Regions from separate parts of the Homo sapiens genome. Here all the other regions are linked to region 1. Evidence: chromatin loops called from intact Hi-C (ENCODE). Cell type or tissue: PC-9. All regions are shown on one strand. Region 1 has its middle 22 kb from the start of TTC1. Region 2 has its middle 98 kb from the start of LINC01847. Region 3 holds the start of IL12B (interleukin 12B). Region 4 overlaps LOC105377684 (a long non-coding RNA gene). Region 5 has its middle 21 kb from the start of LINC01845. Region 6 has its middle 8.9 kb from the start of FAM200C. Region 7 overlaps UBLCP1 (ubiquitin like domain containing CTD phosphatase 1).

Region 1 (4,000 bases):
GAAAATATGTAAATGTCCAATAAGCACATGAAAAGATGCTCCACATCACTAATGATTAGGGAAATGCAAATCAGAATCTCTGTGAGGTATCATCTCACACCCATTAGAGTGCTTACTATAAAACAAACACCAGAGTGCGGTGGCTCACGCCTGTAATCCCAGCACTTTGGGAGGCCTAGGCGGGTGGATCACGAGGTCAGGAGATCGAGACCATCCTGGCTAACACAGTGAAACCCCGTCTCTACTAAAAAACAAAAAATTAGCCAAGCGTGGTGGTGGGAACCTGTAGTCCCAGCTACTCGGGAGGCTGAGGCAGGAGAATGTTGTGAACCCAGGAGGCAGAGGTTGCAGTGAGCCGAGATCACACTACTGCACTCCAGCCTGGGCGACAGAGCGAGACTCCATCTCAAAAACAAACAAACAAACAAAGAAACAAAAAAACCAAACACCAGAAAAATAACAAAGTTGGTGAAGAGGTGGTGAAAATTGGAACCCCTGTGCACTGTTGGTGGGAATGTAAAATGTGCAGCCACTGTGGAAAACAGTATTGGAGTTCCTCAAAAAAATCCATTTCTAGGCATATATCCAAAAGAATTGAAAGCAGTGTCTGGAAGAGATATTTATATGCCCATCCTCATAGCAGCATTATTCACAATAGCCAAAAGGTAGAAAGCAGCCCAAATGGCCATCAATGTATGGCCTCAAGTAATCCTCCTGTTTTAGTCTCCTGAGTAGCTAGGAATATAGGTGCATATCACCAAACCTGGCTAATTTTTAAAATTTTTTTTGTAGAGATGGGGTCTTGCTATGTTGTCCAGGCTGGTCTCAAGTTCCTGGGCTCAAGTGATCCTCCCATTCAGCCTCCTAAACTGTTGGGATTGCAGGCATGCACCACCATGCCCGGCCACAGATGTAATTTGAATTTTATCTCCCTAACTAGTTCTGAAACTCTCTAGGAAAGAGACTCAGGTGTAGACGTACCTCTATGGCATGGGTGAGTTCAGTAAATCTACTTCTGTAGTGTCAGTTGGACTTTCTGTCTCTTGGTTGTCTCCTCCTGGAGAGGGGAAGGGCCAGTGATACAGAGAATCTCAGCATTGTAAAGGACTGTGGTCTCTTACCACTTTTAGAGTCTGACACCTGCTGAGATGCATATTAGCTTCCTAAAGCTGCTGTAACAAAGCATTACAAAATAGTGGCATAAAGCAACAAACATATTGATTCTCTTGCAGTTCTGGAGGTCAGAAGTCTACAGTCAGTTTTACTGGGCTAAAGTCAAGGTGTCAGCAGTGGGATTCTTTCCCGAGGCTCCTGGGGAGAAGCTGTTTCCTTGACCTTTCAAGCTTTCAGAGTCTGCCCACATCCTTTGGCTCACGGCCTCCTTTCCCCATCTTCAAAGTCTCCCATCTTCAAAGTCAGCAGTGTGGCATCTTAAAATGTCCGTCCCTTTGTTCTCCTGCTTCTGTTGTCACATTGTCTTCTGTCTGTTTCCTTTTGTGTTCCTCTTATAAGACCCCTTGTGATATCAGGCCCACCAGGATAATCCAGGCTAATCCCCCCATCTCACGATCCTTAACTTGATTAGATCTGCAAAGTCCCCTTTGCCATAACGGGTAACATTCACAGGTTCCAGGGATTAGGATGTGAACATATTTTGGGCGGCCGGCCGAGGGGGGGCATTCTTCAGCCTACCACAAAGACTACAAAGTCCACGAGGAGAAGCGACACGTCTGCTTGATCACTACTTACCACCAATGGCTTGCACATTGCCTGGCACTTGGTCCATAGACCATATAAAATTAGTCAGACTCATGAAAAGTGTGCACCCCTTTTCCAGAAAAATATTACATTGTTTATAGCATTTTAGAGAGCTCCCAGATTCCCTGAAGCCAGCGCACGGACCCCAGGTTAAAGCATTCCTAACCTAGAATTCTAGAATATCTGACTGCATCTATGAAGGAATAAGGGAAGTGCCGCAGGGCCGCACCAGCTGAATTGCCAAGCAGCCTCGTTTCTTTGCACTCCTGTCGCTTAGGCGCGTTGGCCAGCGGGTGGCGCGCGGGTCCACCTCAACGCCGAGCTTGCCCCACGTCAAGCACCTGCTCAGGGGAAAGGGGCGTGGAGCGGGCTCGGTCACTGCAGTGTCTAAAGAGCTGCTTCCCAGTCTCTGCACGTAAGGAGGAAGGATGCCCCGCTCCAGGCGGCGAGGAAAGGCCCCAGGAGGCTTCGTCTTCTTTGCTGCGCTCTGCTGGAGACGCCGCGGCGCCGGCCCGCTGAGCCCGCAGGAGAGACCCGCGCACCTGGGCGCCCCCGCCGCAGGAGGATCGGAGCTCCTGGCAACGGCAGAAAACACAGAAACCCGAAGGCAAATATTTACGGGCCTGCAGAGGAAGAAACTGAAACCTCTACGCGTGATTTAAAAGGCATGATAACAACTGCTGTTTGGTTTCTGGAACCGGGCTCGTCCAGCTTCTTACAACACCGTCCTTTAGCCCGTAGGCCCGGCTCCCCCGCCGCTGGGGGCAGGGTGTGGACGTTAACCACCTGGGAAGTGACGGGTCGATGACAAGCTTACTTTCTCTGGAGCCATCCTGGGTTCTAGGGACCCTTAAGGCAGAGGGCAGGTAGAAGTTACACCTGGAAGCAGCACCATCAGAGATTGGGAAAGAGAGGAAGCTGCTTTTCCAACTCGGTGTTTAGCAAAGTGGACCCTGTTAAGACAGTAGGCGCCGTTGAGGGGGGAGTAAAACCTAGCCCTTACCCGGCAATGTAAGCTGGATCACCCATGCCCCTGGAATTACGATGGGGCTAACGTCTCCAAAAACCCATCGTAAAGTGGATAGATCGTAAATCGAGCCCTCCTGAGTCACTGACCATCTGTGCAATGCTTCTCAATATCTGGTCCATGGACCAACTGTATCATTTCTTTAAAACGCAGATTACTGGGTCTTATTTCTATCTGCTAAATCCGTTAGACGGGGCTGGAGGTGACTGTGAGTCGGTATTTTTAATCAGCTCACTGAGTGATTCTTCTCCTCTCTGAGTTTGAGAATCACAGCTCCAGCTCTTGGTACTAAAAGCTGTCGGTTCAAATAAAAGAGCCAGCCTCAGAGCACACACCTCTTTTCCAAGATGACTCTCTCTAGTCTCACAAGTCAGAGGGTGCAAATTAGGTCACGTGAGTGTGAATAATCAATATTTTCTGTCTAGGTTGGATATACTGGCTTACACCTGTAATCCCAGTGCTTTGGGAGGCCAAGGCAGGAGGATCACTTGAGGCCAGTAGTTTGAGATATGCCTAGGCAACATAGTGGGGCTCTGTCTCTACAAATTTTAAAGATTAGAAGATCATGGTGGCATGCACCTGTAGTCCCAGCTACTTGGGAGGCCGAGGTGAGAGGATCCCTTGAGCCAGGAGTTCGAGGCTGCAGTGAACTATGACTGTGTCACTGCATACCAGCCTGGGTGAGCATTGTCTCTTAAAAGAAAATCTGTCTATTAGTCCTCACCTGTGAAACTCAGGCCCTCTTAAAAAGGCTCCCTAGATATTTCTGGGGGCCCTGTGGGTTCCTTTCTTCCCACCACCTTCTTAATAACTGCTTTCAGCAAGTTGCATTAAAGAGTAGTCACTGCTGCTGATGCTTCTGGTGCTTCTGTGAGCTCTCCTTCTCCTTCAGGGCTATGCTATGTCCCAGCCCTCCCAAAGTTGCAAAGCCTCAAGGGCTAGACGGAACTCTCTTCCCTTCAGGTCCCACAGTGCCTTGTTCCAAGCAGAATGCTCCTCTTCGCAATGCAGGATCAGGCTTTGTCACCAGGTCCCAGAGGCAGCACTGCTTGGCCTCTCAGTGATCCAGAGTCCTTTGAGGAAAGAGTTTCTTCCAAGATTATTTCCAGTCCTTTTCCAGACCCTTTGGTGTGCTGGTAAATAGCTCTACAAAAAAGAAAAGAAAAAGGAGCCCTGATGTGTAGTGTTTGTCAATTTCTGTGGTGTACATATTCC
Region 2 (4,000 bases), 210 kb after region 1:
AGTGGTACCATGTCTGTTATTGCCCTCCAATGAATTTCTAGTGCCTATCACAGCACCTGGCACACAGTAAATACTCAGTACATATTGTAGAATAATTACATGAATTCCGTTTTTCGGTTGCCAGCACCAATGGATAGAAGAAGCTTCTTTAAAGACCAGGGCTGTGCCTCCTTTTCACATGGAGCTCATTGAAGGCCACTTCGCCCATACCCCAGACCCTAGAAGAAGCTTACTGCATTAGCCCTAGTCTTGCAAATGGCTCTCTGGCCTTTCAAGAGGATCCGTGAAGGGCCTGGGTGAGGCGCTATGGCATCCATGCCTCTTCCTAGTTGTTCTCCTTTCCTCTTCTGCAGAAACTCTATCAACCAGGGACAGCCTGAATGCCTCCTTCACCAGGAAGCTCTCCCTGATCTTCCTTTCCCACCAGTAGGGCATTCATTCTGCCGGCTTTGTTACCAATAGAACTGATTTCCCTCTGTCCTTGTAAATGCAGCTGGCTATTGTCTGAGCTGTTAGCTCGTTTGCCCTCTGGCTAAGTCGCTAGCCCTCAAACAGGTGCCTGGGGTGAACCCGCTCCCAGCTTCCTGTTTTCCACTTTTCCTCCTTTGCCCCCATTGCTGCAGGTATACTGAATGCTTTTCAGTTTTTCAAACCCGTCATGATCTCTGGCACTTCTGGGGTTAGGCACATGCTGTTCTCTCTGAGTGAAACTCTCTTCCCGAACCTCCTCTCCATATGCTTAACTTCCAATTAGCTTCCCAGCCTTGGCTTCAAAGTTACTGCCACCTGGAAACCTTCTTTGATTGCCTAGGTTAGGCTGGGTGCTCCTTCGCTGTATTGCGTGTGCCTCCAGCCCCCTAATGTAGCGTTTCTCACACCTTGTTTACCCGTCTTCCCTGCTAGAACGTGCGCTCCATGAGAGCTGGGACAGGTCAGTGTTACCTCGCTCACCTGGCACATGGTAGGTGCTTACTAACTACTTGGTGAATGCACAAAAAATAAATTAAGGCTGCCTTAGTCACCTTTGTAACCCTCTGTCTCCTCTGCCATTGTTCTCTGCACACAGCAGAGCTCGAAAATATTTGTCGGGTGGAAGGGGATGGAATTGAGTCCCCCCAGGTAAATGCTTCTGGACATATCTCAGAAAGAGTGCTATACGGTGAGCTCCTCGCAGCGGGACCACTCTTGTCCATCTCTGTAGCACCAGCACAGGCCTGGGCACACGGCAGGGATTCCACAGTGCTGCCACATTACTATTTTATTGGGTATACTGAGAGCTCTGCCACCGCTGGCAAGCCCCTTTCTCTCTCTGGCCTTAGTATCCCCATTGTAAAGCAGGGATAATCACGTGACCTGCCTTCAGGGCTGTTTTGAGGGTTAAGTGAATTATGACCTTAGCACATGTAGTAGAGCGATGAGTATGAGCTATTGCTCTCCCCTTTGTCACCTGCCACATCACATCTGTTTTTTTTTTTTCTTCCGGGCAAGGGCTGGCTTTGAGCGCCAAGCTGTGGAACCCAGGCCGGTAGCAGCCGAGGCGCAGGCCCCAGGTCTCTCCGGTTCCCGCCCGACCCCGCGCCACGGTCCTCGCCGTTTTGCTTTCGAGACACACCTGGCTGCTGCCGCGCGCCCCGGGCGCAGCCGCCCTTGGCCTGGCGCCCCCGCCTTTTTGCGGCCGGCGCTCGTGGAAGTTTCCGCGGCCGGTGGTGAGTCACTGCCCTTTTTTTAGCAGCCGCGGTGGATGTGCATCATAATTCACCCAGGCTCCCGAGAGCCCGGCTGCTGCCGCCGCCGCCGCCGCAGACGTCAATGCAGACGAGCCCGGCGCTCGGCCCGGTGCGAGGGAGGAGACCCAGGTCCGCGCCGCTAGGCCGCTGCCCCGCTGAACAGCCGCGCGACGCCCTCCCCGCGAGCTAGGGGCGGAGGGCGCTGCGGAGCGCGCCCAGGAAGCTCACCCCTCGGGGGCGCCTTGGAGCCGAGGAAGGGCAGGCTGTGAAGACAGAGCGGGAGAAAAGCCAGGAAGCAGGCATCTGGGCGTCCGTCCACCCCTCATTCAGTCACCTGCTCTACCGTTAGCCATTCAGGCTCTCACACTAAGTCACTTAAGACCCCTCTCTTTCATCCATCCACCCACCCACCCATCCACCCGTTCGATCATTCATCCACCCGTCCACTCTTCTGCCAACCACCTACCGGCCTTCCTATTCAGGCATTTGACATACTAAGTTACTTAAGGTCCCCTCTATCCACCTGTCCATAGCACACATTTATTTACATCCCATCTCTCTACCTGTCTCAGTTCATCTATCCATCCATTCATCTATCCATCCATCCATCCATCCACCCACACCCTCACTCGTTTAAATTAGTATCTGTTATGCTGGATACTGGGAACACACAGATAATTAGGGCAGCATCTCAACCTGACTCTCTCAGAATTAAAGAAATAGGAGCGATAGAATTCTATTACAGTAGGATAAGAACTGTAGTAATAGTAATTAGAGTAATATAAAATAGTAATAATGTAGGCTAATGATAGTAACCCTATTACAGTAGGATAATAATAGTAATAGTAGCAGCTAATATTTATTGAGCATTTATTGCTAAGCAGTGTCCTTAGCTTTCCATATGTATATCTCATTGGAGACTTACACCAGCCCTGGGAGGTAGGTGCCATTATTATACCCAATTTTCAGGTGAAAGAAACAGAGGCTCACAGAAGTTGGAAAAGTCCAGTGCTTACATAGCTATTAAATGACCAAAATGGTTAGAAGCCAGTGCTTCTTGCTAATGTCCTGGCTGGCATTTGTTACCTGTAGAGGTTAGCATGTTAAAAGGAGTTCAGTTGGATCAGTTATGCCATCTCTCTGAGCCTTGCTTTTCTGTAAAAATAGGGACACCATTTAGGGATAAATGTGTACTGTATATTAGGCCTTGCATCCATTTGCAAGGACTGAAGTGTCTGAAAAACTTATTACCCACCAAGATTAGAGAATAAGAATAGGGTATGGAGAAAATGAGATGTGCCTATTATTATTATTATTATTGTTATTATTTTAATTTTATTATTACTATACTTTTAGGGTACATGTGCACAATGTGCAGGTTAGTTACATATGTATACATGTGCCATGCTGGTGTGCTGCACCCATTAACTCGTCATTTAGCATTAGGTATATCTCCTAATGCTATCCCTCCCCCCTCCCCCCACCCCACAACAGTCCCCAGAATGTGATGTTCCCCTTCCTGTGTCCATGTGTTCTCATTGTTCAATTCCCACCTATGAGTGAGAACATGCAGTGTTTGGTTTTTTGTCCTTGTGATAGTTTACTGAGAATGATGGTTTCCAATTTCATCCATGTCCCTACAAAGGACATGAACTCATCATTTTTTATGGCTGCATAGTATTCCATGGTGTAGATGTGCCACATTTTCTTAATCCAGTCTATCATTGTTGGACATTTGGGTTGGTTCCAAGTCTTTGCTATTGTGAATGGTGCCGCAATAAACATACGTGTGCATGTGTCTTTATAGCAGCATGATTTATAGTCCTTTGGGTATATACCCAGTAATGGGATGGCTGGGTCAAATGGTATTTCTAGTTCTAGATCCCTGAGGAATTGCCACACTGACTTCCACAATGGTTGAACTAGTTTACAGTCCCATCAACAGTGTAAAAGTGTGCCTATTTCTCCACATCCTCTCCAGCACCTGTTGTTTCCTGACTTTTTAATGATTGCCATTCTAACTGGTGTGAGATGGTATCTCATTGTGGTTTTGATTTGCATTTCTCTGATGGCCAGTGATGGTGAGCATTTTTTCATGTGTTTTTTGGTTGCATAAATGTCTTCTTTTGAGAAGTGTCTGTTCATGTCCTTCGCCCACTTTTTGATGGGGTAGTTTGTTTTTTTCTTGTAAATTTGTTTGAGTTCATTGTAGATTCTTGATATTAGCCCTTTGTCAGATGAGTAGGTTGTGAAAATTTTCTCCCATTTTGTAG
Region 3 (4,000 bases), 660 kb after region 1:
GCATTTGGCTCATATTACCAGAATGCTGGCTGGCCATGTACAGCCTGTCTCCGAGAGAGGCTCTAATGTGGCCCCCACATTAGAACAACCTGCCAATGACCACATTAGAACCTCCATTGTTAAAATGCAGGTTCCTGAGCCCCATCCCAGATCTGAATCACAATCTCCAAGCATCAGCCCCAAGAACCTGAATTTTGTTGTTACATGCAGATAAAGTACGAGAACCACTTCCTCCATGGGTGAACTGAACTTACCAAAATAGTCAGTCCCGAGGGGCAGAGATGGCGTAGGTGCCAGTTCTTCTTTCTCATCCTAGATGCTCAGAGTCAAATTCTTGGCTCAGCAATAGACAAGTGATTTCACTGTGGGAAGACAATTCAGAGCCCTGTTCCAGGCTCCTCACATTGATTCTCTCTGTCTTCTTCCACTCCTCTTTGTCATCTTTGATGTCCCCTTGTGAGCTACGAAAAGACTTTCTGGGACACGACAGGATAAAAAAATAAATAAGTGCAAGCAGCCATTCATTAAACGTTTAGCCAGGATGCTGCTTTAACTGCATCCCATCATATCTCATTAATCTTCACACCAGTCCTGAGATCAGGTACTATTATTAACCCGATTTTACAGATGTGAGGAACTGAGGCTTAACGAAGGTAAGTAACTTGCAGGTGCGGGTATCCAGCTCTCTAACTCCAGAGCCCATGCTCTTAAAACCCTATTACTTGTCCCTGGTGGAGGTGAACACTGGGGGCCCTTTCATATAGGACTAGCCCTCGGGCTGCAATCTGAGCGGAAAAGGGAGGATGAGGGCATACTTCGAAGCTTCTTTTGCATAACTGGCGCTGGATTTTTACTGAGACTTTACGTTACAGTTTTTTTTTTTTAATTTTCAAGGTGCTTTTACGAACACATGAATAAAATATTTGTGTCATTTTGAACCTTACTTGTCTTATTTTATGCATGTATTTATTTATGGGGGGGCACAAGGACTCATCTGTGGTGGTGCAGCCACTGTAAATAAATTAGTGAAACTACTTCACGTCAATTTCTGTTCAGTACACTTTAGTGATGGATCGGAGGAAATTAATACATGTTTACAAAAAGCCCCTCCCCCAGTTGTTACATATGCCTCAGAGATACCAGTTGTGAAAAGTGCAGGTGCACTTACACACATACGCACACACACCCCACAAATGGTATCATACGAAAAAACATACCTGCAATCTGCTTTGTCCACTTAATTGTATATCTTGGATACAGAACTTGTTTCACTGGAAGGCTAAAAGGCAAAGTCTGGGGAGGCCTAGAGGACACAGGGGATGGGAGGAGGCGCTCTGAGCTGGATGTAAGGTCTCCACCCACGGCCAGAGCACAAGGTCGGATAACCAGTGGGCCTGCCGGCTTGGCTGCCTGGGCCCTCCCCTGCCGAGACAAACGGCTGGAGGGAGGAAGTGTGCGGCTGGGAAGCTCCGCTGCTCTGGCCCGGGTTTCCCATTTCCCCCTTCCCGCGCTGAGACGGCGAGGAAAGTTAGCCCGGAAATCTGCGCCCGCCTAAAACCCGGCCTGGTCCCAGCCACCGCCCCAGGAACTTCCCCCACCGCAGGGGCGGAGGTCGAGAGCAGGGATGGAGAAGTGGACCTGCGCGGGTGGACTCCGGGGCGCGGGTGGACTCCGGGGCGCGGGGGGACTCCGAGGAGCGGGTGGACTGTGGGGCGCGGGTACCGTCTCGCAGCGACCTCTGTCGGCGGCTCTGGGGATGGCCCGCATCTGTCTGCGTGTACCTGGTATACGTGCAGGTACATGTTCCTGTTCACGTGCAGACTGGGCGGGGGATGGGGGGGTCCACACCGGTGTACACCTTTGCATACCTCTTAGCAACTTGAAATTCCACCACGAGAGATATCTTTATTCCGCTATTCCTGTGCATCTGCACGGAGCCCCTAGGGCCATAGATTTGTGTGCAAATGAAATGAGGATGTAGTCTGGGTGCCCAAGGGGGGGTGCCTTGAGTGTGGTTGTCTGTATGCCTCCCTGAGGGTATTTCACTTTCTGCTCCCATCCGCCCCTATGAGCGAGTACCTATGAGCACAGGATGTGCACATATTTGAGTCTTATTAGTGGTACACGCAGTTTTATCATCTCCCCAGGTCTGTGTCTGTATGAAATGTGCATGGGTGTGTGTGTGCACGCGTGTGTTCCCACTCGGGGAATGTGGGGAGAGGTGCATGGAGCCAAGATGGGTGGTAAATAGTATGTTTCTGAAATTAAAGGACTAATGTGGAGGAAGGCGCCCCAGATGTACTAAACCCTTTGCCCTTCATCTCATCCTCTCTGACTTGGGAAGAACCAGGATTTTGTTTTTAAGCCCTTGGGCATACAGTTGTTCCATCCCGACATGAACTCAGCCTCCCGTCTGACCGCCCCTTGGCCTTCCTTCTTCCTCGATCTGTGGAACCCAGGGAATCTGCCTAGTGCTGTCTCCAAGCACCTTGGCCATGATGTAAACCCAGAGAAATTAGCATCTCCATCTCCTTCCTTATTCCCCACCCAAAAGTCATTTCCTCTTAGTTCATTACCTGGGATTTTGATGTCTATGTTCCCTCCTCGTTATTGATACACACACAGAGAGAGACAAACAAAAAAGGAACTTCTTGAAATTCCCCCAGAAGGTTTTGAGAGTTGTTTTCAATGTTGCAACAAGTCAGTTTCTAGTTTAAGTTTCCATCAGAAAGGAGTAGAGTATATAAGTTCCAGTACCAGCAACAGCAGCAGAAGAAACAACATCTGTTTCAGGGCCATTGGACTCTCCGTCCTGCCCAGAGCAAGGTAAGCACTTCCCAAGCCCCTACCTCCCTCCCCTCCCTGTGGGCCTGCAGCTGTCCAGGTGTAGAAACCGTTAGTGTGCTACCCCAGCAGCTGGCAGGAGGGAGTTGGTGGATTCCTGGAAGCATCCCTGGTGAGTCATCTGCTGGAACATTAGTGAAAACTTAGTACTCTAGGGACCGATGTACAGTGTCCATTTTAAAAGCCACCTAATAATAACTGTATAGCAAGATCTGTGTGTATGCATAGTTTGTGGAAATGTTTGTTTTATCTTATTTTGAAGTGGTGTGTATTGATGTATAAAAGTATATTCCTAAATGTTAATGCCCATCAGTTAAAGGATTGTATAGAGCTAAAGTGAGTGGTGCCTGCCTTACTATTGAAATTTTTAAAAAGCCTTTCGTGCATTCCTTAAAGTAATTGGATTCATAATTATAATAATGTTACAAATCAGACTTGCTCCCATATTTGTGATGGTCTTGGTCGTCAGTTGTGATATCAACCAAAATGACAGCTGGGATCCCCATTCTTGTGGATTAACTAACTTTGGCCCCAGTTAAAAAATGAAAAGCTATTATTGCTTCCTAAAGAGTTTTTAAATCTGTGAGAAGGGGGAAAAAAAGGTTTTTTTACTTGCCCAGGTAAAATTGTGTGCAACAACAATGTCATTTTAACAAAGGGATTACTAAACCCCAGGTGATGACCCACTTTTTCAAACAAGGAATTGCAAGATACTAGATGGAATGTGGGTAACCTCTTAGAGTTTAGTTTACTGGAATCTGAAATTGTATGATTTCCGTACATTCCTTCATGCTACTAATAAGTCATGGAATCCCTCTGTGCTGGACTCTGGGGGTAAAGTGCAAAACAAGATAGACATGATCCATGGCATAAGAGAGTTCACTCAGTGTGGCAGAGAAGACAAACAGTAAAGAAGAGACTGTATTGTTGCCATTGTAGTAAATGCTGTGGAAGGAGGGGAGCAAATAGTGGGTCCTGACTTCATCTAGGCACCATGACACTTCACGTGAATTATGTCACTAACTCCTTACCACAGTAGCATGCCCATTTTATAGATCAGGAGTGTGGGGCTTAAAGGGGCCAAGTGACTCACCCAGAGTCACACAGTTCTAGAAGTCTGCCTGGCCCTCAAACTAGGGATCTTTGCATGTGCCAC
Region 4 (4,000 bases), 410 kb after region 1:
AAAACATACTCTGGAATAAGACTATACCCAATTCTCCTTATGAATGGAATTTCTCTACATGCTAAAATTTATTTGTAACTTTAAGATCAACACTCATGGCACATTTGTGGTCACTTGCAGGTATTCTTAGAGCAGCAAAAAATTTGAGTCACTCAACACAAGCATTCCTAGCTGAGGTGGGACAACAAAGTGACACTCTGCTTTTTTCATTTCAGCTCTCAGCCTGAGAACAAGTGTCTCTTTTGTGGTCTATTTAGTGCCCCATTTTTTCTCATTTTTATGCTTCATGATGGTGATTTTGTTGTTTAAAATGGTCCCAAAGCATAGTGCTAAAGTGATCCTAAGTAGAAGGCTGCTGTGTGCCTTACAGACAAAATATATGCGTAAGAGAAGCATCATTTGGGGATGAGTCACAGTGCTGTTGCTATAAGTTCAGTGTTAATGAATCAAAAGTGTATATTGAATAAGATATCTTTAAACAAAACATAATTAAAACAAGGTTATATATTGATCAGAGGCTCAAAGGAATCTAACCCTGTGTTTCCTGTAGGAGCAACTGTTTAGTACTTGTTAATTCAGTGCTCACAGCCACTTTATAGAACATAACTGCCACAAATAATGAGAACTGACTGTGTTTGCGTAAAATCAACTCCACCACTTGCCCAGCTGTGCCATCCTGGGAAAGCTTCTTAACCTCTCTGTGTTTTATCTTTATTAAGAGAAAAACAGGGATACCATAGGACCTACAGCCAAGGGCTTTGGGGAGGATAAACTGTGATGTTCCTGGTACAGCAACTGGCACACAGCAAATGCTTAATAAATAGGAGATATTATTATAATTATTATTGTCTGAGTTCAGTTTCTTCATGATCATAGCAAATTTTCCGGAAGTGTACTTTCTTCTATTCTGGGACAGTATCTGGTGCAGAGTAGGCACTTATGAAAGATATATTAAATGAAATAAGAATTCTCTGATCATATTAGGTGGAAGATCAAAAGCTGGAAGAAAGCAAGTTCCTCTGTTCCTGGTCTCTGGGTTTGATATTACCATTGTGGCTGGCAGGGGTGGGAGGGCGTGAAACATTATAAAAACTCTCTCATTAGAACCCACATCAAGACACTAAATCCATAGCATTGACAGACTGTTGACTCACCTCCCCCTGGAACCCAGAGAATGCCCAGCAGATGGAAATGTACCCAAGACGAAGAAGCCGTGGTATTTTCCCCATGTCACCAGGCGTGAAGCCAGAAGTGGATTTGGCAGTAGTATACAATGGGATTAATCATCTGTAAATAAGTCACCTACGTTGCCTTGGAGATGATTTTTTCATCTCTAAATGCCAAGTCATCACCATAAGAACTGAGGTGTGACATCCGTACGGCCTCTGGGCTTGGTATCTGACCTTGCATTTGCAAGTTGCTCTTCAAGCTGTCTTTCCTCAAAATGGAAAGCATTTGGGAGCTGTCCACTACAGACTATCTCAGGGAGAGTGTGTAGGTGGATTTCAGGGGCTACAACCATTAGTCCTCTCTTAGGAAGCCAGAAGTTATGCAGGAGGGTTATTGGTGGCACAGCTAAAGGAGAGTGTGCATTGTATCCTGTTTCTTCATGGCATCCTGATGAAGCTGTGTGACTCAGAACCAGTTAATTTCTCTGAGATTTAGTTGTCCTCATTTGTGAAATAGCATCTATTTTGCAAAGCCTATGGAAACTGACCCAGATGAAGGAGAAACTTAAGCATATTCTTGGTGGAGTCATATCGCCACCTACCCCTTCTTCTCAGGGTTTAGTAATAGCTACTAACAATAGCTAACTTTAATTGAGCACTTATCTTGTCCCAGACATTATCTCATCTACTCTCCCCTTAACACTATTGTTATTTCCATTGAACAGATGAAGGAACTGAGACACGGAGATGTGAAGTAATGTTTCCAAAGTCACATAGCTAACAAGTCGGGGAGCGGGAATTTATCCCCAGCCTATCTGACTCCAGAGTCTGTGCTAACGTCTAGCAGCTTCCCTTAAAGATATCTGTATTTTAACAAGGGCATCTTGGAGACAACAAGATACATGCTGGAATTTCAGGTGGAACATTCGGCTAGTGAGAAAGACATCTGCAGAAAACAGGCCCTGCAGCACGCCTTACCCATGATTATCTTCCTCTACTTGAGAGCTGACCACAGTGCAATCAAACTAGAACTCAGGGTTGAGAGCTGACCGCCTAAAGTGGGATTGGAAAATTAAACTCACTCATTATTTCTTCCTTCTTAAATAAAGGACTATGATTAATTTGGTGTATTGAGCTGTGATTAACTCTGAGACTTTAGGGTCTCAGAGTTTACGGGGCTGAAGTGCAAGGGCAGACGCCCCCCAAATTCCACAGACCCTCTCCCACTCCCCAGCTTTATTTTTCAGCATCTGCTGGGCCTTGTCACTACTCTTCCCAACAATTTCTGAGCTAGCTATAAAAATCTCCCATTTTACAGACAAGAAAGTGAAGGCAGAGCAGTTACATGACCTAACAAGATAGAAAACAACTAATAGATATAACTGGGATTCATATCCAAGGGTGCCTGGCTTCAACATCAGACCTCCCTTTCCCGACATGGTCACCCCAGAAGGCTTCCCTGATGCTGCAAACCTAGGCCTTGTGCCAAAAGGCTTCATGAGTCTGGCTGCTACTAGGTGGCAGCTGAAACTGTGGAGTGTGCGGTGTGGCTGTGGAGTGTGGCAGGTGATGGGTGTGCCACAAAAAACAAAATCCTCTCTGGAGACAGACAGAAGATGTGGCCTGGAACACCAGCTCACATGTATTAGGGGCTTAATGTGACTCGGGTTGTAAGTTACCTTTTATCACACCAAGGAGAAATGGAACTCGAAAGATTCTTGTGCCAGAATTCCTACCTTGGATGTCAACCACAGTTTTGAAGAATGTTTCTTATTCACGTCAAAAAGGTCAACTTGTAGGCCAGCACCACAAAAATCCCTTCAAACATGGAATATCTTTCAAGCATTAATACCTTGAGCTGGAAGCAATAGAGATTTTTTTTGTTTTATTTTAAGACATAGGACAGATTCTGACACCCAACCCTAGAGCAATTTGGTGCCTATTGAACCAAAAATGGCTGCAGCAGCACGCACTGGTGCAAGTATAAATTGAAATAACATTCTGGAGGACAATTTAGCAATATGGATCAAAGAGATTAAACATGTGTGTAGTCTTTTATCCAGCCATTCTGCTTTTAGGATTGTAGTCTAAGGAAACAATGAGATATATGCACAAATGAATTCATCACAGCATTATTTTTATTTTATTTTATTTTTTCCATAAGTTATTTGGGTACAGGTGGTGTTTGGTTACATGAGTAAGTTCTTTAGTGGTGATTTGTGAGATTTTGGTGCACCCATCACCCGAGCGGTACACACCACACTATATTTGTAGTCTCTTATCCCTTGCTCCCCTCCCACCCTTTCCCCCAAGTCCCCAAAGTCCATTGTATCATTCTTATGCCTTTGCATCCTTGTAGCTTAGCTCTCACGTAACAGTGAGAACATATGATGTTTGCTTTGCCATTCCTGAGTTACTTAACTTAGAATAATAGTCTCCAATGTCATCCAGGTCACTGCAAATGCTGTCAATTCATTCCTTTTTATGGCTGCATAGTATTCCATTGTGTGTGTGTGTGTGTGTGTGTGTGTGTGTGTGTATGTATATGTATGCGTATATATATGTTTATATATGTGTGTATATACATATATGTTTATATATGTGTGTGTGTATATATATGTGTGTGTGTATATATATATATATATATATATATATATATATATATATACAGTTTCTTTATTCATTCGTCGACTGATGGGCATTTGGGTTGCTTCCACGATTTTGCTATTGTGAATTGTGCCACTATAAACATGCCTGTGCAAGTGTCTTTTTCAAATAATGACTTCTTTTCCTCTGGGTAGATACCCAGTAGTGGGATTGCTGGATCAAAT
Region 5 (4,000 bases), 540 kb after region 1:
CTAGGACCAAGGCAGTTTCTGGCCATAGAATGAAACCAGCCATGACTCCATTGATTCCAAAACCCACATAAACAGAACTACCAGGGGCCTGGGGTCCCTGCCCCCTGCAGGCAGAAGTTCTCAGGTTAACAAGAGCCTGAGGCCAGGACCTTGGCTGTGGTGGTGTTGGAGACACCCAGGGTCCACCAGCAACTGCTGCCTGGGGACAGACTGGAGGAGAGGTGGTGGCCTGGAGACTCTGAGGGCAGGTGGACGTGGCGCAGCATGAAGGGTCAGGATCTGGACTCCTGTGTTGATTCCACCAGCCCTGGTAAACCATTCAGAGCTCCTGAGCCTCACCTATAACCAGCTGCCTTGTGGGGCCATTAGGAGAAACAGGATGGGCTTCACAAGAGCCCATCTCTTCATCTGTCCCCTGCTCTTTTCCCCAAGAGAGGGGAATAGCACAGCAGTGAGCAGCCCAGGCTGGGAATGAATCCTCCATCTACCACTTGCTCACTACATGACCTCCCACAGGTTTCTAAACCAACCTTCTGCCTCAGTATTGTTTAAGGGTCTGGCACATGGTTAATGAACAGTTTTTATGAAATGTAAAAGAATGCAAGAGAGTAATCTGATCCCAAGGCGGGAGTGAGAAGAAAGCTGGGTGTGGCGCAAAGGTAGATTCTTACTGTTGGTGTCTTAGAACTTGAACATTGTCCTGTCCCCACTATTCTCCCCGCTACATTTCCAGGTCAGGGGCATATTGATGTGCAAACCTCTGGCATGGCTGGGCTGCTGGCCCTGGGATCCTCCGAGAAGCCGCAGGTACTAAAGCCTTTCTCTTAGTTGTGACTGAATTGAGATCCATATGTGCTCTCTACCCTGTGGAAGTGGAGTCAGAGAGATGGCAGTTTAAATTCCAGCCCTGCCACTTAGCTGTGTGACCTTGGCCAAATCAGTTACCCTCTCTGTGCCTCATTTTCCTAATGTGTAAAATGCAAATAATGATAGGTAGCACCCGCTCATATGGTGGCACATTACTGGATACATCCACATCCCCAAAACAAATGCCATGCTCTCCAGTCTCCTTGTCTTTGCATTTGGTCTTTCCTCTAATACTCTCTTCCCTCCTCATCTCTGTCTGCCAGAACCCAGACTAATCCTCAGGGCCCTGCTCAAATGACCCCACTTCTGGGAAGTGTCTCCAGGTGTTTCTATCGTGTGTGGCCTCCTCTTCCTTCTGGTATCCTGGACATACAACCTTTCTATGGAAGTCACCCTGGCATGGGGTGAATGATACACATATGTTATTCCTAGCCCCCTTCTTGACCATAAGGGTTGGAATCAGACCTGGGATTGACTCCAGCTTTGCCACTTAATAGCTGTGTGACCTTGGCTAGGTTACTTAAGTTCTCTGATCCTCAGTTTCCCCATCTGTAAAAAAGATGTAACAAAACACCTACCTCATAAGGTTTGTGGCAAGGATTAAGGGAGGTAATGCCTACAAAACCTTCAGCACAATGCTTAGCACATCGTATGTCCTTAATAGGAGTAATGATTATTAGCACTGAGTAGGTGCTGAGTCTGAAAGGCTTTCACTTGAAATTCATTCCTTAGGGGCCCCCTCCAATTCAGATAGCTTCCAAAATGCACATCTTGGGGTTAGTGATGGCCCCAGGGAGGGGCAACTGGTGAATTCTCAGTAAAGACTTAGCTGCTCTTTTGACATCAGAACTTTTGGTGCTTAATGGAACAGCAGAGAAGAGAAGACAAAGAAACAGAAGCTTGAAAGGAGTTCCAAGGAGACCCACATGTTCTGTGTTTAAACCTCAGGACAAACTTGCAATGTCACCATTGATGACCCTGAGATTCAGAAGAATTAAGTGACTTACTCAAGGCCTTACAACCAGTGGAGACATACCCAGATCACTTTTACTCTAGGGCTCATGGAGAGAAGAGGCGGTAGGTGGAGGAAGGGGAGAGAATGCTCATCCAGCAAGAGCACACACTCTCATTATACAGCAGGCAAAGCAATCTGTGGAAATGTATGGTCTTATTTATGGAAAATTAATTCAGCATACAACTTCATCATAATACCATTTCTCGAAACATTAACTCCCATCAATGTTGTAAAAGTCTGAGAAGCTACAAAATGTCTTTTTCTAAAACCTCCTATTATCTATAAACATCCACTTTTCAGGCCAACCAAGATTTCCCTCCTCTCCCGTTTGCCCTGTTGGTTTTAAGTCTAGAAAGGTCTGGAGTGGCTGTACGTGTTAATGGGGCTTGAGAAAGGTTCTCATCAGCCTGAAAGCCCAGGGGAAAGCAAAGCTCACTTTAACTGCTCTGTAAATTAGAGTCTCCCTTTTTGGTTTAAATCCACAGACACAGATGTCTTACCTTCACCAGTCCTAGAAACGGTGGTGAAGAATTCTTCTTTCTCTTGGCCGATATTGCCCTCTAGTGATCCAACTCTACTTGAAAAATAGAAAGAATCCATGAAATAGACAAATGACTCCTTCACACTCACTGGTTCACTCACTCACCTAGCCAGCCTTCCCGCCACTCACTTTCTCATCATTGGTTACAGGCCTATTAGGCACCAATCAACATGGATTCTGGGATGCCCTAGGTGTTGAATGATTCACCTGCAAAACCTAAGAGTCTGGAGAAAATGGCCCACATCTGCAATCCCAGCTCTGCCTCTTAAAGCCCCAAAGACCCTGGGAGTGGGAGTTAGTCCCCCAGGCTGGACCTGTTTCCTCACCATGGAGTAGAAATACCAACTTCTCCATCTTCAAAATATACAATATAACATGCATATCCTCTTAATCTTATCTTTTTTATTATTTGTAGAGATGGGGGTGGGGTCTTACTAGGTTATGTTGCCTGGGCTGGTCTCAAACTCCTGAGCTCAAGTGATCCTCCCACCTTGGTCTCCCAAAGTGCTGGGATTACAGGCATGAACCACTGCACCTAACCTTATCTTTATTTTATTTTCACAACCAACTCCTGGAGCACACTTAGATTTTTATCACAAAGAAAAAGCAGAGAAGCGCCAGGCACAGTGGCTCACGCCTGTAATCCCAGCACTTTAGGAGGCCGAGGCAGGCACATCATGAGGTCAGGAGTTGGAGACCAGCCTGATCAACATGGTGAAACACCATTGCTACTAAAAATACAAAAATTAGCCGGGTGTGGTGGCGCGCACCTGTAATCCCAGCTACTCAGGAGGCTGAGGTAGGAGAATCGCTTGAACCCGGGAGGCAGAGGTTGCAGTGAGCTGAGATCGCACCACGGCACTCCAGCCTGGGTGACAGAGCGAGGCTCCATCTTAAAAAAACAAAAACAAAAAGAAAAAGCAGAGAAGCTACTAGGTAAGCTCAGAAGCCTTAGGTTCAAATCCTGGTTCTGCCAGTTACCTACTTTGTTACCGTGGGCAAACTACTTAACCTCTCTCTGTCTCTTTTTTCCTGTCTGTAAAATGAATAGGATTGAGAACAGTTTAGGTTTGCAAACTTTGGTATAAGCAAAATTCCCTGGCAAGCTTATTAACAGGACAGACCCTCCTTCTCAAATTTAACAATCTGGAAAATCTGAAAATGGCCCTGGACCTTCTGAGCAGTTAACAAGCTGCCTAACAATACACAACAGCCACTGAGAGCAAGTGCGGTTGAGCCAGCGCACCGGTCCTCAAACTTGGCTGCACATTGAAATCAGCTGGGGAGCTTGAAAATGCTGACGGCCCCTCACACACCCCCACTAGATTCTGACATAACTAGTCCAAAGTAAAGCCTGGCATTGGGATTTTTAAGAATTGCTGGAGCAATTCCCCTGTGAAGCCAGGGCTGAAACCCCACTTCCTTAGCCCAATGCCAAAAAAACTTAATAAATGTTGAAAGAAGTCCTACCAATACATCCACATCATGACTCAAACACTATGCTTTTATTCAACACTAACAACAAAATAGTAAGCCTCTATCAGGTGCCAGGCACTGAAGATAGAGCCATCATCAAG
Region 6 (4,000 bases), 400 kb before region 1:
CTTTAAATTACTTCAGAACTCCAAGTTATCAAGGCTGCTGAAAAGGAGATTCCTGAGCCTTACCCTAGAGATTGTGATTAGTAGGCCTGTGATAAGGTCAAGGATCCTCATTCATAACCAGCTTTCCAGACTGTTCTGATGGATTCTTGGATTCTTGGGTCCTCTGGGTTCAATTTTTCCTATACTTATTTTTCCTTTACCCTAATTTTGTCACTTATATTACATCTTATATGTATTTTTCTAAGTTCAAAATGTCAGAGTATAAATCATAAATAAATTGACATGAAATCAATGGAGTAATTCAAGACCATCAAAAAATTCCCCATGGGAATCTAACTTAGCACACTTTTTCTGGATGATAATTTGGCAAAATATTTTTTAATTTAAATAAATTTTCATTTCTATTTTTAAACATTAATATTTTATCAAAGTACTACATGCTCAAGGCTGGGAAAAAATGATATAGAGAGTCCTATAAGGAAAAGCCACAATCCCCTTCCTGCCCAATTACCCATTTCTTCTGTAATTTCTTGTGGTTCCACCCACATCTCTTAAGTAGTATGTTCATACCATGACATATAGCAGTTGAATCAGCTTTAAAAGTTATATATTGACTCCCCTAGATAATATGTAAGGATTGAATTTATAAAATATCCATCTCCTACTACTCTCAATTTTTTATTATTATTACACTAATGTTAGTCTCTTTGTTGGTTATTTATAGCCCTTTGATTAAGAATTTTTCCTCTATAAATTTATCATGTGGAAAGAATCAGGAATGTCCAAAAGTTTTACTTATAAGGTGGCTAATCAGAACACTTTTATAATACTGAAAAATAAAAAATAAACCTGAAGGGAAATGGAACCTGACTACCAAATTTAGATGCCACATTAGTACGCAAATCAAAGTTTATATTTTATCAGTAAGTATAAATACACACCTTTTTTCACTGAAAAATGTAGTAACAGAATATAGGTCCTAATTTTCCTATTACAATCTAACATCAAAGACAGAAAAATTTCCAAAGCTAATATGGAAATCTAGATGTGTAGGCCAGGTGCGGTGGCTCATGCCTGTAATCCCAGCACTTTGGGAGGCCAAGGTGGGCGGATCACTAGGTCAGGAGTTCGAAATCAGCCTGGCTAAAATGGTGAAACCCCACCTCTACTAAAAATACAAAAATTAGCCAGGCATGGTGACATGCGCCTATAATCCCAGCTACTCAGGAGGCTGAGACGGAAGAATTGCTTGAACCCAGGAGACACAGGTTGCAGTGAGCTGAGATTGTGCCACTGCACCCCAGCCTAGGTGACAGAGTGAGACTCCATCTCAAAAAAAAAAAAAAAATCTAGATGTGTGTATATAAAGTTTAATCTGTATGCAATTCTAAAGTTAGGAAGGAGGTAGGAATAGGGACATGGGCATGTATGAAACCTAGGATTTAATAGTATGATAGAAGGACCAGGATTAAATGACCTTTGATAGCCAGTCTTTCATTAGGTCTTAGACTAAATTAGTTATTGCTGCTCTGAAACAAAAACTCAAAGGACATTTTTAAGGAAATGGCTAACTAGGATTTTTATTCATTTTCAAATTCTACAACAATTTTATTTTCTCCTGATCAAATGAAAGAGCTGCAGTGTTTGCTAAAATGAAGGAATTTCAATTTTTTTTAGTTTAAAAATGTCCCACAGTGGTACATATATTGGAATTTTTAGTCATGTGTTGGTTTCTTTTTTCCCAAAGAAGAGATAATTACTTTTCTTATGTTTTATTTTAGAGTCATTGATAAATTTTGAAAAGGAGTAAAATAGAATAAAAACATAATCTTCATGACCAGCAGATGTCACTCTCTGTATAGGTTTGAATGAGAAAGCAACTTTACTCACATTACAGATTTTGCCAAATAGCTGATTTTAAACATCTCTAGAAAAGGTACTAGTGGCTCAAATTTAAAATTCCTTACCTGAGCCTCTGTGGACTGAAAACTGGCAGGCAGAACTCTGTTGGAGCCGGTAACCATGAGACTGCAAGAAATCACTGGGAAACCCAGGTGGGAAAGAAAATATCAATGACTTTTTCTGTAATACAAGCGTGTGCATTTTTGACATCCTCACTGTTTGTCTAAGCCACCAAAAACTGCTGAAAGTTAGTAAATAATAGGTCAGCATTTTCAGGCATGAGCCAATGGGAAGCAAAACCAAATAGACTTACACTTTTTTTTTTTTTTTTTTTTTTTTTGAAGCAGAGTCTTGCTCTGTCGCCCAGGCCGGAGTTCAGTGGCGCCGTCTTGGCTCGCTGCAAGCTCCGCCTCCTGGGTTCATGCCATTCTCCTGCCTCAGCCTCCTGAGTAGCTGGGACTACAGGCACCCGCCACCACGCCCAGCTAATTTTTTTGTATTTTTAGTAGAGAGGGGGTTTCACCATGTTAGCCAGGATGGTCTCGATCTGACCTCGTGATCCACCCGCCTCGACCTCCCAAAGTGCTGGGGTTACAGGCATGTGCCCCCGCACCCGGCTAACTTATACTTTTAAAGAGTGAACTTGATGATACTTGAATTATATCTCAATTTTTTTTTTTTTTTTTTTTTTGAGACGGAGTTTCATTCTGTCACCCAGGCTGGAGTGCAGTGGTGTGATCGTGATCTCGGCTCACTGCAACCTCCACTCCCGGGTTCAAGAGATTCTCCTGTCTCAGCCTCCCAAGTAGCTGGGATTACAGATGCCCACCACTGCGTCCAGCTAATTTTTGTATTTTTAGTAGAGATAGGGTTTCACCATATTGGCCAGGCTGGTCTCAAACTCCTAACCTCAAGTGATCCACCTGCCTTGGCCTCCCAAAGTGCTGGGATTACAAGCATGAGCCACTGCGCCCAGCCTCAATTTTTAAAAATAGACTCTGCGGCCGGGTGCAGTCGCTCACACCTGTAATCCCAGCACTTTGGGAAGCTGAGGCAGGAGGGCTGTTGAGGCCAGGAGTTCAAGACTAGCGTGAGCAACATATCAAGACCCCGTCTCTACAAAAAATAAAATTAGCTGGGCATGGTAGCACATGCCTGTAGTCCCAGCTACTCAAGAGACTGAGACAGGAAGTTTCCTTGAGCCCAAAAGGTTGAGGCTGAAGTAGGCCATGATGGTGCCACTGCACTCCAGCCTGGGTGACAGAGTGAGACCTTGTCTGAAAAAAAAAAAAAGGCTGGGCACAGTGGCTCACAGCTGTAATCCTGGCACTTTGGGAGGCCATGGCAGGAGGATCACTTGAGCCCAGGAGCTCAAGACCAGCCTGGCCAACAAAGTGACACCCTTTCTTTACAAAAATTAGCCCAGTGTGGTGGCATGCCCTCATAGTCCTAGCTACTTGGGAGGTTGAATTGGGAGGATCGCTTGAGCCCTGGAGGTGGAGGCTACAGTGAGCTGTGATTATGCCACTGCACTCCAGCCTGGGCAATAGAGACCCATATAAAAAAAAAAAAAAAAAGCTCTGGATAGTATACAGGTTTTTTTTTTTAGCACCAAATTATATCAAATACTATGAGCATGGCTTTAATATCTACCAGGCATTTAGAAACATCGAATATGAAGCTTTCAAAGTCTACGTTAATTTGAAGGGCAGTATAAGGTTATTGTGTGTTGTGATTTGTGCTTCTATGAATAAAGAGAGACCTTAGATTATTTTACTTTTGTTTTACAAATTTGCTGTAAATCTTATCATACTTCAGCAATGGATTGAGTCCTGTCTCAGCTACTGATTAGTTGTATAAACTTTGTAGTTCTTGGCGTATAGGAATCAAGAGATCTGACAGTCTGATCATCTTGTTTTGACCTGCTTAGCATTCATTCATTCACTTGCTTCTTTTAATAATAACACCCTGATTTTTCTTGAGGAACTATTTTCCCCCCACTATCAGTCCATATTACCCCCTACTGGCTAATTAGTTAGCTGTAGTACTTTTGCTGGAATTAATAGGAAAGATGCTATACATTCTAAACTAATAGGAT
Region 7 (4,000 bases), 700 kb after region 1:
TTTATGGAAACATCATTAAAGCTTAGCAGTCTTTGTTTTTGATATTTTTAAGGTTTTGTTTCTACTGTTTACAAATGTTCTTAAAAGCTGTAAGTTCAGCTTTTAAAGCTTTTTGGAAGCAAACCAGCATTTTAATGAGTAACAGTTCATATCAGGAAATATCCTTATGTTTGCATTTAAGTGCTTGCTTACTTCCAAAGTGTTTTTACGAAATTATTAATGTGGGAGGTGTGCAAGATTTTAAACACTTTACATGGAAGCTCATTGACATTACTAGATAACTGACACCATTTTTAGCCCTACAGGATGCTTCGTATTGATTTCAGTTCTTATAAGGCACTAATTTCTCAGAAGTCTTTGCTAAATCTATGAAACTGATTACAAAAAGATTCTCTTAAGATTTAAACACTAAGCACTCTGAAGAGATGCCTGCAATCCCAGGATCACTGCAGCATTATTTACAATAGCCAAGATATAGAAAAAAACAAAGTACTTATCAAGGGATGAATGGATTTTTAAAATATGGTGTATATATATATGAATACTATTCAGCCTTAAAAAACTCAGGAAATTCTGTCATTTGTGACATGAATGAAGCTAAAGGACATTATGCTAAATGAAATAAGCCAGGTACAGAGAGACACAATACTATCTCACTTATACGTAGAAATCTAAAAAGTCAAACTCACAGAAGCAGAGAGTAAAAGCGGTTACCAGAGGTTGGGGAGGGCGGTGGTGGTGGATGGGGAAAGATGAGATGTTGGTCAAAGAGTACAAAGTTTCAGTTTAATAAGAGGAATACATTCTGGTGATCTATTGCACAGCATAGTGACTACAGTTAATAATAACGTATACTTCAAAACAGCTAAAAAAGAGGATTTAAAATGTTTTCACTACCAGGAAATGATAAATATTTGAGGTGAATATGCTAATTAGCCTGATTCAATCATTCCACATTGGATATATGTATCAAAACACTATATTGTACCCCATAAACAACTGTCAATTAAAAATTTAAAATATTCAGATGTCTCACCAAGACTCACGTAGCAAAACTAAATCTTTACATAAATATCTAAGCATTTAATCTTCACAGACATTTCTTGGGCTAGTTCATAAGAAGATTGAATTTTGATGTAAAATACTTCATTGGAGACCATAACAGTTCGTCCCTTGAGAGAGCTCTGTTGAGTACTTGGGATGAGAAAACTCAACCGTTTATTATTCATGTTTTATTACCATTCTGACCACCCAATTGTTATTAATACCTAAAAACCAAGCAATAACCTAAAATGCAACTAATCTGCGTTTTTTTGCATATCCTTTTTTCCCAGTCCCTATCCTGTAGTTCCTCTTCCTCTCAAGGAACTATTTTACTTTCCATGAATAAAAAATAAGTTTCAGTTGCTTACTGTAACAACCTGTTTTTCCATTCCTTACCTTTTACACTGAAGAGCTGCTATAGGTATCATTAGTCCAATAACTGATTTCGGTAACAAAGACCTGAGGGGAAATTAGAAACTTCCCTCTGAATCAAAGATTTACTGATGTTCTGTAGTTTTTAGGCTAAATATACTTCGTATAATACTGTTTTAATGCTTAACACATGTATCTGATAAAAATAATTTGTGGTTTCACCAAAATATGCATCCAAATTAAGTGATCTATTGATTCAATTGTGTGTGCCACACACATAGATATATAGAGATGGAGCTGTTCAATAAGCCATGAGATGCAGAAGACAAATGAAAACTCCCACACTCTATAATGGTATTAATCACATATAGCACGTTATCTCAACAAGCTCAATGACAATGTTCTCCGGAGTGGCTTAATTAAGCACAGCAGCTAAGAAGCTTTGGTTTGGGCACCACCTAATGGCAGAATATGTTTTTGTAAAATTCTACTTTGCTCCCTGTGATTTGCTAACTTTTGTATTTTAGTTTATACTGATTTCGAAAATGTCTGCCCGTTCTTGACCTATGTTAATAGTTTAAGTGTTCCATTTTCTTGAGAAGATTAAGCCCTTTCCGTGCGTACTTTGGAATAAGTTGTCTTTTACAGTGGGAAAAATGTACCAATGAAAAATGAATACTCTAAAATTTCTGTTCTATCCTTAAATATTTAAATTTTACTTCATAATTAAGAAATATATTTTAATTGAATCACTTTAGAGTCCTCAAACTCTTCTGCACTGTATATCCTCAAAACCTGTCACAAAGAAAATAGTATATATTTCTGAAAAAAGGTACTTATTAGAATTAAGTAATTTTATGTATCTGATTAGCTGCTAAAACTACTCCTGAATGTATAAATAGTGATATACACACCTTTAACATCACCATACACATTTAAGTTTTTGCAAGAGATCCTTGCCTGAATATAATGTTCATTTTGTCATTCAACAAAGAGGTAAAATATATGTGGTAATATAGAACAGATAACGAATGTTTTAAGAAAAGATATTTATTATTTACACCACTGAAATTAGTCCTGTAAGAACAATATACACCATGTTTCTTTAAAAGGATCAATTCCTTTCAAATACAAGAACTGTATAAAGCAATATTGTCAACACAAAACAGTGGTCACATTACGTATCTGCAGGCTTAAGCATTGCAAATAATATATTTTTTTAATCTTATGGCTAGATATTTTCACTGAAACAGTGTTAGCACTTAGACAAGATATAGCTGGAACAGAACAAAAACTTTTTGTTCATGCTTTTTAGGAATGAATCAGTGATATGTCCCTTTTAAAAATTTATTGCCTTTAACTGCTTTTATGACAATGGTTTTAGGAAGATTCTACTTAGCCACCAAAAAGAGACTCATTCTTGTTCCTTAGTTTTTATTCTTCAGTCTTCTGTTTCTCATACTAAGACACAGCTGTGTCAAGACTGACATTTTCCAGCTTTACTTGGACATGTACACACATACAGGCCTAACTGAGACCGCTCAGAATTTAGAAATGTAACTAGTGGCATACAGAAGAGAAATTGTGTCTATGACAAAGAAATAAAAAATTCTTGGTAATTTTAAGCATAGCAAACTAGGTTCTTTAATTAAAAAGTTTTTTTTTGTTTTTTTTTTTGGTTTGTTTTTAAAGGGAAAAGTACTAGTTTCAACATGGGTTTGGTTTTAGATTTAGTCAGACAATAACACAATGAGACAAAAACACAAAACATAACTTGTTTCCAAAGTCACAAAATGACATTGTTGAGTATACATTTTTCTCCACTTTGTGTGTGTGTGTGTGTGTGTGTGTGTGTGTGTGTGTGTGTGTGTGTGGTGGGAGGGTGGGGTGGTCAGTAACCAACGCTGGAGAAAATATTTTTCAAGCGTAACAGAATATTCATATAGGGGACAAGCATTTTTTAGCATATTGCTATCATCTTCAAAAAATATAAAATTAAATTTACAAAAAACTGGAAGACCAAGTATAAGCAGTATGGTATTTGCTTCAGTGTCCAGCACTATCATAATGATTTCTAGCATAAAAGCAAGAAGTTCTTGGATCTTAAGTATCTTCAATAACTGCCAGTATAACTTGTAACTACTGTCCTTGCTTCTTTGAGAGATATCTGCAAGAAATAAAATAAAGATGTCAAAGCTGTATCATGCTAAATTCATGAAGATAACCTAACTTTGCTCCCAAAGGAGTTTGTTCTAATGACAAAACATTTCAAGATGAGTATTCTTAATAGTCACTTACATCTACTGATTATGTGCACGCACAGTTCTAAGTACATGTATTAATTCATTTAGTCTTCACAACAGCTCTGAGGAGTTACTATTAGAATTATTCCTATTTTACAGGCACAAAGAGGTTAAGCAATTTGCCCAAATTCACACAGCTAGAAAGTGGAAGAGCCTAGATTCAAAACAAGGCTCCAGAGGTCATACTCATTGACTACCACTCCATACTGCCTTACTTCCAATGTGAAAGTCACTATATTAACTAGTATTGTAACTTCCAAATACAGATCAAACTCCATAAA

Evidence for each region. Peaks named below come from ENCODE experiments on the same cell type or tissue, not always from the same donor. Only the 100,000 strongest peaks of a DNase experiment are listed, where the experiment ranks them.
Region 2: it touches region 1 in a loop (7-fold over the local background); 8 of 110 quality-filtered maps call a loop at or near these places.
Region 3: it touches region 1 in a loop (7-fold over the local background); 38 of 110 quality-filtered maps call a loop at or near these places.
Region 4: it touches region 1 in a loop (11-fold over the local background); 7 of 110 quality-filtered maps call a loop at or near these places.
Region 5: it touches region 1 in a loop (10-fold over the local background); 86 of 110 quality-filtered maps call a loop at or near these places.
Region 6: it touches region 1 in a loop (30-fold over the local background); 2 of 110 quality-filtered maps call a loop at or near these places.
Region 7: it touches region 1 in a loop (11-fold over the local background); 56 of 110 quality-filtered maps call a loop at or near these places.

What each region holds. Positions count from the first base shown.
Region 1 is chr5:159,985,602-159,989,601 of GRCh38, reverse strand. It overlaps a transcript of ADRA1B not described here. Among named protein-coding and RNA genes, the nearest start is that of TTC1, 22 kb to the left of the region's middle. In PC-9, CTCF peaks have their summits at 1,855 and 2,060 (motif pointing right); DNase peaks (open chromatin) are centred at 2,121 and 2,461; H3K4me3 peaks cover 1,057 bases; H3K27ac peaks cover 774 bases.
Region 2 is chr5:159,771,209-159,775,208 of GRCh38, reverse strand. No RefSeq gene overlaps it. Among named protein-coding and RNA genes, the nearest start is that of LINC01847, 98 kb to the left of the region's middle. RefSeq lists enhancers at 222-729, 1,407-1,496, 1,145-1,657, 1,607-1,736, 1,658-2,172 and a silencer at 1,907-1,956. In PC-9, a CTCF peak has its summit at 1,899; a DNase peak (open chromatin) is centred at 1,708; H3K4me3 peaks cover 1,113 bases; H3K27ac peaks cover 1,634 bases.
Region 3 is chr5:159,329,258-159,333,257 of GRCh38, reverse strand. IL12B (interleukin 12B) reads left to right here and starts at 2,771. Exons shown (of 8, transcript NM_002187.3): 1 at 2,771-2,826. It overlaps IL12B-AS1 (IL12B antisense RNA 1), which reads right to left and starts at 1,740. Exons shown (of 5, transcript NR_037889.1): 1 at 1,218-1,740; 2 at 255-476. In PC-9, CTCF peaks have their summits at 1,536 and 1,735 (motif pointing left); no DNase peak of the experiment used is centred here; H3K4me3 peaks cover 989 bases; H3K27me3 peaks cover 1,110 bases.
Region 4 is chr5:159,579,341-159,583,340 of GRCh38, reverse strand. LOC105377684 (a long non-coding RNA gene) reads right to left here. Exons shown (of 20, transcript XR_941139.3): 13 at 2,906-3,027. Among named protein-coding and RNA genes, the nearest start is that of LINC01845, 120 kb to the right of the region's middle. In PC-9, a CTCF peak has its summit at 1,825; DNase peaks (open chromatin) are centred at 130, 1,250 and 1,650; H3K4me3 peaks cover 829 bases; H3K27ac peaks cover 2,600 bases.
Region 5 is chr5:159,443,106-159,447,105 of GRCh38, reverse strand. No RefSeq gene overlaps it. Among named protein-coding and RNA genes, the nearest start is that of LINC01845, 21 kb to the left of the region's middle. In PC-9, a CTCF peak has its summit at 2,444 (motif pointing left); a DNase peak (open chromatin) is centred at 2,435.
Region 6 is chr5:160,389,134-160,393,133 of GRCh38, reverse strand. No RefSeq gene overlaps it. Among named protein-coding and RNA genes, the nearest start is that of FAM200C, 8.9 kb to the left of the region's middle. In PC-9, CTCF peaks have their summits at 1,634 and 1,834 (motif pointing right); no DNase peak of the experiment used is centred here.
Region 7 is chr5:159,284,487-159,288,486 of GRCh38, reverse strand. UBLCP1 (ubiquitin like domain containing CTD phosphatase 1) reads right to left here. Exons shown (of 11, transcript NM_145049.5): 11 at 2,451-3,583. The coding sequence ends at 3,556. Among named protein-coding and RNA genes, the nearest start is that of UBLCP1, 23 kb to the right of the region's middle. In PC-9, CTCF peaks have their summits at 1,630 and 1,856 (motif pointing left); no DNase peak of the experiment used is centred here.